Regions from separate parts of the Homo sapiens genome. Here region 2 is linked to region 1. The links are chromatin contacts, found by Hi-C or POLR2A ChIA-PET in ENCODE. All regions are on one chromosome and are shown on one strand. The core of a region is the stretch at or near the end of the contact, and the rest is flanking DNA. Distances in the headings are between cores, read along the strand shown.

Region 1 (6,549 bases), core at 4,050-6,549:
CCCTACCATTTGGGTGGTTTGACTACTCTAGGGAAGGCGATCTGAAAAAAAGAGTTGGAGTTTAGCACTGAGAGTGTGGCACCAGTATCTATCCACGCCTGGACCAATTTGTTATTTATTTGCAAACCAACCTTCTTCAGCTGGTTCACAGAAGGAAGAAGATTGCCTTTATCTCCCTGAAGCACCCCAATCTTGTAATGAAGAAAAAGCTTGCATTTTTCTTAGCTTTATCTGGGTTCTTCTGAAGCCATCATTTGTATATTTCATAATCTCTTTTGTAGTGATAAAAGCCCTTGCGAAAGAAATAGATCCTGTTTCCCAGACTCTTGAGAACATTTTGGTTCTGTGATTGTTTTTTAAATTGCTGAATATGTAGGGCCATGAACGTGGTGGTCTTTTCCTGATAATCAAGTGTCTTATTTATTCTTTCTTTGTCTCTTTACAAAGTTTTAGAGAGATAGTTTGCCAAGGAGGCAATTTCGTGGGGTTTCTTAAAGGTCCAATTGAGGTAATGTTGTTTGACTAAGGCATTAAGAGTTCAGTTAAGCCCTGAAAGAAAACTAGAATCAAAAAGATTAATGGTATCCTCTGTTAAGTCCTTGACACCAGAATTTTGCTGGAAAGATTTTTTTTTTATTTTTATTTTTTCAGACAGAGTTGCTCTGTTGCCCAGGCTGGAGTGCAGTGGTGCCATCTCAGCTCACTGCTACCTCCGCCTCCTGGGCTCAAGTGATGCTCGTGCCTCAGCCTCCTCAGTAGCTGGGACTACAGACATGCACAACCATGCCCAGCTAATTTTTGTATTTTTAGTAGAGACAGGGTTTCGCCATGTTGGCCAGGCTGGTCTCGAACTCCTGACCTCAAGTGATCCTCCTGCCTCAGCCTCCTAAAGTGCTGAGATTACAGGTGTGAGTCACCACACCCAGCTTGGAAAGCCTTTTTGAACCAGTCAAAATAATCTAAGCAGACTCATCTTTTTTTTGAGTGAATCGTTGAATGGCTTTCCAATTAATTTGCCAGAGAAAAAGCACTGGAATGACCTTTAACAAATCACAGGTTATTTTCTTTGCTTTTGTTATGGCCATGTCCCTTTTGAAATGGCAGTCCTCTGGAGGTTTTATCCATTTAGTTAGGCATATACATGTTTGAGCCACAAAAATGACCCCCAGCATGTGAATTAATTGATAGATTTTGGTGAGTCTGGGCTAGTATGCGCTTACGATTAAATGAAAGTGGCATTCAAATTCAAGGAAGTCAGTTTTAGGACAATCGCCAAGAGTTCAGATTTAGACTAAGGAATGTAAGAAATGGTTTGACCTCCCTCTACATTTTCACTTATTTTAAATGGGGCAATAAGAGGAGTTGAGGGGTTATGGGTAGTGTGCCTGGGATAGACAGTGAGGAGAAAAAAGGAGGTTCAGAAAGTGAAGAAGGTAGTGGCAGAGGAGAATAAAGTAGAGGTAGTGCAGAGGGAGTGAAAGGAAGAGGAACAAAGGGTTTGAGTCCTTCTTGGGAACAGAATCTGGGCTAGGAGGATTTTCAAGTTTTTGGAGGCACTGAGTTCGGAATTAGTTTCTCTCAAGAAGGCAGTCTGAAATTCTTGATTCCATTTGGAGTTTTCATAGTACCTATTAAGGAAAGCCTTATATTGTCTTTGAGAGGCCTAGATTCGTCTTTGTTCTAATTGCAGGCATAAATAAATTTGATTAGGGATACAGAAAGCTCCCCAATGTAGCCAAAGAAGTTTTAAATCCAAAAGTTTCATCCAGAGCCTTAAATAGGCACAAGAATTTTCTCCATAGGTTTTTAAATATAAAAGTCATCAGTGCACCATAAGGTGGCTGGTTGGAGACCATTACCTTAGAACATGGGTTACCCATGGCACTATAACAAAGGCATCCCTTTGAGTACAACAGAAACATGAGTGTCCCCACAAAACTTGAAATGTGAGCATACTCCACCAAGCACAAGTACATTGCAAAATGCAAAAGTACTCCACGAAGTGTGAGTGTACCCCACAGGGCCCATAGAGGCAAGTGAACATGCTCCCTGGAGAAAACAAAGTCTCGGAGACCTCAGCCTAAGAGCCCGAGATCTGCAGATGGGGGAACACAGCCTCCAATGTAAACTAAGTGCTCCGAAGAACAAAGAGTGGGTCTGGCTTAAATAGGGAAAGTTCTCCTCCCAGCCCTTAATCAAGTTTGTGTATGCAAATAAACAACTCAAAAGTAGTCCCCATTAGTTGAAAACAGCTGAGTCCTGATTGGGTAGTTTCCAAGTCCCAACCAGAAGTCTCTGTTGGATGTCACTTTCAGAAAGGCAGCTGGTGAGTTTTCCTGCCATTGTGCATGCTACTCTTCAAAAGGACAACTGCCTAAGCTACAAGATTTAAAGGAAACATCCTGTAGAAATAGGCCCAAGGGTCTTCTCAGGCTATGTTCTAGGCCCAATTTACCTCCAATCCTTTTCCTCCTTAAAATAATTTCTTCTCACAGCCTCTCTTCTGTATATATCCAGGCAGGGCAAAGCACAAATATGAGCTAAGGTGATATTTTAAATAGGGAATACACAAAACATTAGAAGGAGATAGAGTGAGCAATTATCTTAACAATGGTTATGATGGTGGTAGGAGAAAAAAGGAGAGTTTTGAGAAATAACCTCTCCTATATGTGCCTGCCTAAGTGTAATTTATCTGTGGTACTTTATCGTCCTAATGTGTAATGTTATATTTAAATGGTTCACTGGAATAATTCAATAGATTGTAGATCAATGCTTCAGGCTTTATCACCTCTATTTTACAAGTCATGCTTGCTAATGGAGGTTAACTGTTTGCAGCTTCCAGGGGACCCTAGAGGGCCCTGGTTTTCTGAGAACCACAGTTGGTAGAAGAGCCCAAGTTGGAGCGATTTTTTTTTTTTTTGAGACAGAATCTTGCTCTGTTGCCCAGGCTAGAGTGCAGTGACACAATCTCAGCTCACTGCAACCTCCGCCTCCCAGGTACAAGTGATTCTCCTGCCTCAGCCTCCCAAGTAGCTGGGATTACAGGTGCCCGCCACCGTGCCTGGCTAATTTTTGTATTTTTAGTAGAGATGGGGTTTCACCATGCTGGCCAGGCTGGCCTCAAGCTCCTGACCTTGTGATCCACCCACCTCGGCCTCCCAAAGTGCTGTGATTGCAGGCGTGAGCCACCGTGCCCAGCCAGTTAGAGTGATTTTCTAAAAGCCACTTTTGATGCACCTGTAGTCCCAGCTACTTGGGAGGTGGAGGCGGAGGCGGGAGTGCTCTCGGACCAAACTGAGGGTGGGGCTGCTATTTCTCGTGACCTAATAACAAGATGCAGATAAACTGTGGAGGAAGAGAGTTTTTATTTCTGTAACTGTTTACAGGGAAAAGGCCTGGATATTATCACGAAACCAACTCAAAATCACGATGTTTTCCAGAGCTTATATACCTTCTAAGCTATATGTCTACATGTAAGTGTGCATTCATCTAAAGACATAAGTGATTAACTTCTTTTAATCTATAAATAAGGTCTGAATCTTGAAGATCTTCCTCTGGAGCCTCAGTAAATTTACTTAATCTAAATGGGTCCGGCAAGGTGCGGTGGCTCACGCCTGTAATCCCAGCACTTTGGGAGGCCAAGGTGGGTGGATCATGAGGTCAGGAGTTCGAGACCATCCTGGCTAACATGGTGAAACCCCGTCGCTACTAAAAATACAACAAATTAGCCGGGCGTGGTGGTGGGTGCCTGTATTCCCAGCTACTTGAGAGGCTGAGGCAGGAGAATGGCGTGAACCCGGAAGGCAGAGCTTGCAGTGAGCCGAGATTGTGTCACTGCACTCCAGCCTGGGTGACAGAGCGAGACTCCGTCTCAAAAAAAAAAAAAAAAAATCTAAATGAGTCCAGGTGCTGGCGTGATTACCCTTATCTTGTCTCCTGCTAAATCACAGAGGTTTGGGGAGTTCCTTCGGACTCCCAACAAACTTGTTTGTGGAGGCCTGGGGAGTTTCTTCAGACCCACAATAAAACTTGTTTAATCCTAAATGGGTAATGTTAAGACTTCCTTTGTTATTTTGTCATGCTTTAGGGCCCAGGAAAGGCCTAGGCAAAACTCTTGGTGGGCTTTAGTTACATTCCAGCCTTTGTATAAGGGCACTGGCTTTTTTTAGCTTTTAATATTAACTTCACCACTCAGTACTGAAACAGTTGTTATGGAGGCCTCCGTTAGTGAGACGTGGCCTGCCACAGGAGGACTGCTTGAGCCCAGGAGTTAGAATCAAGCCTGGGCAACAGAGCAAGACCCCATACCTTATAAGATGCCTTTTATTTTTAGTTTTTTTATTTTTTCGAGACGGGGTCTCACTGTCGTCCAGGCTGCAGTGCAGTGGTGTGATCATGGCTCACTGCAGCCTCAGCCTTCTGACTAGCTAGGAACACAGGTGGGTGCTCCCACCCCCGGCTAATTAAATTTTTTTTGTTTGTTTGAGACAGGGTCTCATTCTGTGTCACCCAGGCTGGAGTGCAATGGCAGGATCTTGGGCTCACTGAAACCTCTGTCTCCTGGGCTCAAGCAATTGTCGTGCCTCACCCTCCTGAGTAGCTGGGATTACAGGAGCCTGCCACCACGCCCGGCTAATTTTTGTATTTTTAGGAGAGACAGGATTTCACCATGTTGCCCAGGCTGGTCTGGAACTTCTGACCTCAATAATATACCTGCCTTGGCCTCCCAAAGTGCTGGGATTACATACTTGAGCGATGGCACCTGGCCTAAAAAATAATATTTTTAGAGACAAGGGTTTTGCTATGTTGCCCAGGCTAGTCTTAACTCCTGGGCTCAAGTGATTCTTCCCAGTAGCTTGGGATTACAGCCACTGTGCCTGGTAAGGCACTTTTATTTTTCATATCCCCTTAGCCAACTCGAAGTAAAACCATCTCTCAAATGTATCTTGACAAAACCTGGCAGCAAACAAAAAAATCTCAAACTTGTCTGTCATTAAAAGATTGTGGTACCCACGCAACGACACCAACTCAATGCTTAGGGTATGATGTTTTTTTTTTTTACCCATCAGTTTTGAAAAAGTTAATTACATTTGGCAATTCCCCATTCCCTTATAGTGAGGGGTCTCAAGAGCTGGCTCCTACACATAAAGGGCTTAGAACAGTGGCTGGTACCTAGGCCACCAATAGTCTTTTGCCCCACCCAACCGGTGACACAGCCCGGGGCCCCGCCGCCCCCTGGCGGCCATTACGGATTTCCGCCTCCCTCACAGAAGGCAGTCACTGCAACGTGCGTGGCCTCAGTTGCGTCATATCCGGCCCTTGCGATCAGGGCTTGAGGAACCCGCGCCATGAAGTGCGTGTTTGTTACCGTAGGGACCACCAGCTTTGACGACCTCATTGCGTGTGTGTCGGCGCCCGACAGTCTGCAAGTGAGTGAGGGAGGCGAGCAGGCGGCGGCTTGGCTCGCCACCCGCCATCTCCGGCCATACTGCCAGCCGCGTTAGCCTTGCCTGACCGTCGCGCTCGGAAAGAAACCCCCGCAACTCTACCACAGGTGCCGCTGCCCCTTAGCTGGCTTCTGCCCACGCCCGGCGGGGCCCTTCTCCGGCTACCCGGCCACTCGGGGTTGCCTGTTTCCTCTTCCCATTATTCCGGCCGCTCCTCTCCCTCATTTCTTCAGCTCCTTTTCCGGTCTGCCCCCGCGCTCTATTCTCCGCCTCCGCGTCCTCCGCCCCTCCTTCCAACGGCTCCGCCCCTCCGAGCTCGGGTTTTCCACCGGGCTCGGCAGTTTTTCCTCAGGCCCCCCTGTGGACCGCACGTCGGCGCCGGCGTCTGAGCCAGCCGAGCTCGCCTCAGAGCCCGGCTCCTTCCCCTCAGCACTTGGCCGGAGCCCGCGCGGTTCCTCTCCTCAGCGCGCGTCGTCCCCTCAGGGCTCCCGGTTCTCGCAGTTGATCAAGTGAGGCAGAACGGGTAGTGCCTGGGTTCCCCCCGAGTTTGCGACTCCTTTTCCAAAGTCTTTTCCTGCTGTGGCTTTCGCGGGACTCTGCGAGCTGGGTCGCTTAGATTCATGAGTGCTTGGGAGGTTCCTCGTCGGGCCCCGGACCAGAAAATAGTTTTGAAAACTAAGTGAAATCGGCCACAGATAGGCTTTTTGGCGGCCGTGCTCCGATGTTAACGTCAAACTTTAGTAGTGGTGGTGGTTCCTGCTCTGTTTTACATAGCCAGTTTAAAAGGCCCTCACATTCTGATTTCCTCTTTCAGAAAATCGAGAGCCTTGGTTACAACCGACTTATCCTGCAAATTGGTAGAGGAACGGTGGTACCTGAACCCTTCAGTACTGAGTCGTTTACTCTGGATGTTTACAGGTACAAGGATTCCTTGAAAGAAGACATTCAGAAAGCAGATCTTGTTATTAGTCACGCAGGTAAAGGTGCCTAAGAATCTCAGGGTTGGGTCTTTTAATTTTAATTTTTTTTAAGTTCTGGGGTATTCTGGGGGTACATGTGCAGGATGTGCGGGCTTGTTACAAAGGTAAACGTGTGCCATGCA
Region 2 (5,732 bases), core at 1,078-3,577, 190 kb after region 1:
AAAAGGCTGCGGTGAATAATGAAATCAGAAAATCACTTCCTTCTGGAAGCCCTCCCTGATTGCTTCAGCCAGAGGTGTGACCTCTCTCCTTGAGCTCATACCACTTTGCTTTTTCCCTGTGGTACCTCTCAGAGCCTACCTTGTGTTACATGTACTTCTATGTAGAATCAGTGACTCAGCCTTCTTAGTAGACGGTAAGCTTAGGAAGTGGAGGAACACTTCTATATATGTCATTTCTTACCCCCAAAGGTCTTTGCAGGCATTTACTGTTTTTGTTAAAGTGAAAAAATTCTTCATTCCGTCCCTGCTAAAATTTACACCTGAATGTTTAACGCCTAGTGGGCATTTCTCTTCGGCCGCTAAAACATATTTCAAACACATAATCCACACACAACTCTTCCCCGCCGTAGCATCCCCAAACCCACACACACGTTTCTCTTTTCACCTTGCAGTCTATATGTCCTTAAATTATTTCTCTAATAGAAGTTTTAATAGTCATAGATAAAATGTACACAGAACCTTCTAAGTTTTGGATACTTTTAAAAGCAGTTTATATGTATTAACAAACCTAGGAAGTTTGTACTATTATTACATCCATTTTACAGATGAGAAAACTGAGGCTCAGAGAGGTTAAATAGTAATAATAACAACATCTAACATTTGAGTGACTACTGGATGTCAAACATTGTACTTAAGTGCTCATTTAAGAATAATGAGGTACAGATAGACCTCCCTGATAATTAATTGAGTCACCACTCCTTGAGGAGGCAATGAAAAAAAAGGGAAAGTCCCCTCATAGAAGCAGAGGATCTGGTCGTGGGGATGGGCTTTTGAGAAATAAGCCAGGCTGTGAGGTAGAGAAAAGCCACAGCAGTAAGCTTCCAGTGGCTCCATTAGGAATGGACAATGGTCAGAGGAGAAATATCTTTGTTACCCTGCTCAGTCCACCCTGTTCCCTGCTGGGAAAGCTATCAGCAAGAAAAGCATTAGGATAAAAACAAGTCAGTTTCACAGTTAAGTCACCTAACTGGTTATTTTCAGATTATTTTAAGTTTTTAGGTGTGTACAAAAAAGTGCAATAGGTGAGACTGAAAGAAAAGTCACCTTGACACATGTTTAATATTCAGAGGTTTATAAAGCAGTATAGGTCTGTGGTTCTCTAAAGTAATTGGCAATGAGTTATGTTCCCATGTTTCCTAAAAGAAATCAGCTGACTTTGAGCTGGGAGACTTACAGCTGTAAACACTTCTTCCTTTAGTCCATTTAGAGGAAAAGAAAATTTGAAGGGTGAGAATGAGTCGTCCCCTATACCAGAGGAGAAGGTGAGGATCAGGAAGAAACAGCAGTTACTGGCTATAGTAAGATCTGAGGTAAGGGCCTTTCTGGGAGGTTTGAAAAAGTCTACTGATCTTTTAAGAACTGCATCCTACTCCCTTCAGTGAATGGCTGCACATAGAAATGGGCCCAATGTGTACTGTGTTAGATTTCAGTTCTTCAGAAGATAGTCCGGTTGTGTGTTAAGGATGTGTTTAAAAACCCGCCTCTACAGGAATGACCCTCAAGAGAATGAGTTTTGTTTTTAGTTGCCAATCAAGCTGGGCTCTGAAGAGGAGAAAAACGCCCAAAAGGGGAAATCAGTGGCAATGCAAAAGTTCCCGAAGAGGAAGAAATGTTCAAGCACCTTTCTTCCCTCACCATTGTAGTGAGCTTGCTGAGTCATACTTTCATTAAGCAGTGCAGCATTTTTTTTTTTTTTTTGTAAACCACTGCAGCAGACATTTGAGATCAAGAAATAGGTTTTGACAAAAGTTTAGGTCCAGATAATGATTGGAAATAGCCCCTACCTTTTACATGTACTCTCTGTCTAGCACAGTTTAATATTTAATCACTCAGATCACTAATCCATGGCTAGTTTTATTTTTTAAAAAGAAGATATGTTCTTACCCAAGGATTACTGAGACATTTTGTTCTAAGCTGGCTCTGTTGTTGCAATTAGCTAGCAGACTTAGTTCCCAAGCTGGGCTGCCAATATCAATGGCAACACAGGTGCAGACTCACAAAATCAGTCAACTGGAAGCCCTATCTTTCATTTCAAACTAGGGCTAAGCCTCACTACTTAGAACTAAATGGAGGAAGGTGAGGCTAGGTTGAAGGAGGAGGTTGAAAACTGTTTTAGAACGCATATTTTTTTAAAGTATAATTTTCCATTTGCAAGTGCATACAGCAGTCAGAATTAGCCCAATGGGGTTTCCTGGCAGATGTTATAATTCTGTGTTGGCGGTGATGGACTCTAAAAAGAACTAGTGCAACAGAATTAAGACTAATGCAATGGCTTATCCTAGCCATGAGATGGCAGCAGAGGGTGGTAGGAGCTCACTGCCTACTACAGAGGAGAGTTCTGGAAGTAAAGGGGAGTCTGTGTTGGAAAGCTTCTTACCAGGAAGGAAGAAAGTGACATAGCATGTCAGAGCAATTGAACAGGAGAGGCTGGAAACTCACTAAAGCCAAGTAAGAAATCATAGAAAGTGTGGTTAGGTCAGCTGTGGGTTGCAGTCCTACTAGTTTAAATCAGGACACTAGAGGGGAAATACCTTGAAGAATAAATATATCAAAGCAGAAAGCATGCTAATGACCTATGAAAGACAGCAGAGGGGAAATCTAATGAAAGCTCAAGAGGCAAGGCATTGTGATGGGATAATTCTTTGAGAGGTTGTTGCTCTTTGGGAGCTGAGTCCCCATGAAGTACCAAGCCCAGTGCTGGGAGGATGCTATAGGTCCAGTGGTCCACAATCCCTTTTACAAAACTCTTGGGGACAGATTTGTTTTGGAATTCTAAATTTGTCAGATTTTAGAACAGTAATATGCTGTCTATGCCATATATTAGATAACACTCCCAGTGAGGTTTCAGGCAGCACCCATAATTAGAGTTCCAAAATTTAGCAAATAAAAATACAGGATGCCCAATTAAATTTGAATTTCAGCTAAACAGCAAAAATGTTTTAGTATAACTAAATGCCCCTTATAATTTTGGGACATGCTTATACAAAAACATTATTCATTATTTATCTGAAATTTAAATTTAACTATGTCCTATGTTTTATCTGGCAACCCTACTATAATCAAACACAATAAATTTTCAGCAGTGAAACCTGGGCATGCTTAGATGCAATGGGATAAATAAACACCATAAATTGCCTCCCATCAGTGCATGTCAGGTTTTGCTGCCATATGAGAGGTTTGATAGGGAATTTATTTTTAAAAACTTTGGTTTTCAGAACTTGGTGGGCTTGGTGATCATGATATCTCCCCTGCCAGGTGAGTATTGCTCACCTGCCAGGTGGGTTTTGGAATTTTGGACCTGTAATTGTCCAATAAATGTTTTTAAAGTGAGAAATCCACAATGAGATATGTTCATACCTTCAGTGTGTCCAGTTTTTAAGGGTCAAGGTCCCTCATTTTTTTTCTTTCAAGACACAGGATGTGGTCAGGTACTGCAGATCCTGAAGGGTTGGGGTATGTGGAAGACAAAGTGAGGTATACTCAAGTAGTTTTTACATTTATAGGAAAGCTTGGCTGGAGGGTTTAATGACCTGCTGTGGGCTGCCCACTTCCTTTCAAATCTTCAGGATGAAATCAGAATGAAGGAGGTGGAGGAGACTTAATCCCTAGCTATACCAAAGAACACATTTTGAAAATGTATACTGTACATTGAACTCTGACTCTGGCTTGGTCTCTCATTTGTGGAGTGGGACTTGGGGCAAGCTTTTGTGTTTGGTCTTTATCTATGTAATGGTGGTGTTGCCTATGCCTGTCTTCCTCACAGGACTGTTGTGAAGATCAAATGCATCAGGGATGGGAAAGTGCTTTGAAACATTCTCAACACCAAATAGATGGAAGCAGGCATTTTCATGCATTTTTTTTTTTATCATAACAGGATAATGTGGGCTGCATGCTCAAAGATGTTTCTAATAAGGTAGTGTGGTAGGGTTAGGAGATTGGTCTCTGCAGTCAGACAGACTGACCTGGGGTTCACATTCCAGCCCCACCACTCCCTGGCTGGATTACCTTGGGCAAGTTACTTAACCTCTCCAGCCCTCAGTTTCCTCATCGGCAAAATGAGGATTACAATAGTAACTCATGGCATGAGGTCATTATGAGGATTAAGAGAGTTAATTAAATGCCTGGCAACTAGGAAGCCAGTGTTATTATTTTTCATGATGGATTACTATAGGAACTAAACAAGAAAGCACTCAATAAATGTTAGTTCTTTTCATCATTATGACTTACGAGATGTAGAATTGTCACTTCTGGATATGTAGTCTTGAAGTGACTGTATATGTGATTTGACACACTCTATGTGCTATGGTTTGGGCATGGTTTGTTTGTCCCCACTAAAACTAATTTTGAATTTGATCCCCAGTGTGGTGGTATTGGGAGGTAGGGCCTAGTGAAAGGTGTTTGGGTCATGAGGGTGTAATCCCTTATGAATGGCTGTTCTTGCAGGAGTGAGTTCTCATTCCTGTAAGACTGTATTAGTTCTCGCAGGGATGGATTTGTTTCCTTGAAAGTGAGTTGTGATAAGGCCAGGATGCCCCTCAGGCTTTCCTTTCCTCACACCTGTCTGCTTTGACTTTGACCTTCTCTGCCATGTTGTGACACAGCACAAATGCCCTCTCCAGAAACCAGGGCCATGCCCTTGAACTTCTCAGCCTGCAGAACTGTGAGCTAAATAAACCTCTATTCTTTATAAATAACCCAGTCTCAGCTATTTTTTATTAGCAACACAGAATGAACTAGAATACCTAGTTCATGCCTAGACAGAGTTTGCATGCATCAGCACTGTTTCCATTATTTGTTCCTCTGAATGTTTTGAGGGTATGTTCTGTCATGCCAATTACTGGCTTAGAATTCTGGAAAGGAGACTGATAGTGGTGGTAGTAGGCGGTAGGGATGGTGAGGTAGGGGAGGAATAACGTGTTGGAGAAATACATCCAATTGCAGTCAGTATGGTCCTCATTGTATAGTCAGATCCTACAAATAAGTCTAACAAATTCCAGAGTGAACAAACTGAATTGTTATACAAGACACATTTTAGAGGGTTGGAGACAACTTGGTAGATAAAAGAGAGAATTTTTCATTGAGAAAGATTGGCAAGTCAGGATTGCAGGAGGTATGGCTTTTTCAGGGCTGACTGACAAGTTGAGGTATCTTAGGGTATTTTTCAAAGCTGAGATGGAAGATTGCCTAAGCATGGTTTTGATTCAAAGCAAAAAGCTTACCTTCAGAGGACATGAACAGACACTTCTCAAAAGAAAACATACAAGTGGCCAATAAACATATGAAAAAAAAATGCTCAACATCACTAATCATCAGAGAAATGCAAATCAAAGCCACAATGAAATACCATCTCATACCAGTCAGAATGGCGATTATTAAAAAGTCAAAAAGCAACAGATGTTGGTGAGGCTGTGGAGAGAAGTGAAGACACACACTATTGGTGGGAATACAAATTAGTTCAGCCACTGTGGAAAGCAGTTTGGAGATTTCTTAAAGAACATAAAATAGAGCTACCATTTGACCAAGCAATCCCACTACTGGGTGTATACCCAAAGGAAAATAATTCATTCTATCAAAAAGATACCTATACCTGCATATTAATTGCAGTGCTGTTCACAATAGCAAAGACATGGAATCAACCCAAGTGCCCATCAGCAGTGGATTGGATAAAGAAA

Evidence for each region. Hi-C counts contacts between places; a loop is a spot of excess contacts on that map. ChIA-PET counts read pairs that join two places held with the same protein, here RNA polymerase II (POLR2A). Pooled maps may share reads with other maps.
Region 2: a pooled map shows a loop between it and region 1 (6-fold over the local background). The contact joins the enhancer-like site here to the promoter of ALG13 in region 1. A Hi-C loop is called at or near these places in 2 of 37 single-sample maps with no recorded cell type and 4 of 50 pooled maps. POLR2A ChIA-PET finds 5 or more read pairs at or near these places in 1 of 52 experiments (Caco-2).

The regions. Positions count from the first base shown.
Region 1 is chrX:111,675,871-111,682,419 of GRCh38, forward strand. It overlaps ALG13 (ALG13 UDP-N-acetylglucosaminyltransferase subunit), which reads left to right and starts at 5,300. Exons shown (of 27, transcript NM_001099922.3): 1 at 5,300-5,429; 2 at 6,262-6,424. The coding sequence starts at 5,349. RefSeq lists enhancers at 4,968-5,687, 5,367-5,556, 5,627-5,676, 5,697-5,756.
Region 2 is chrX:111,867,409-111,873,140 of GRCh38, forward strand. The region is part of intron 3 of TRPC5 (transient receptor potential cation channel subfamily C member 5); the gene reads right to left. Among named protein-coding and RNA genes, the nearest start is that of TRPC5OS, 5.9 kb to the right of the region's middle. RefSeq lists a silencer at 1,392-1,441. Within about 2 kb of position 2,328, at least 2 of the 41 ENCODE cell types and tissues checked have a DNase peak (open chromatin) inside an H3K27ac peak, as active enhancers do.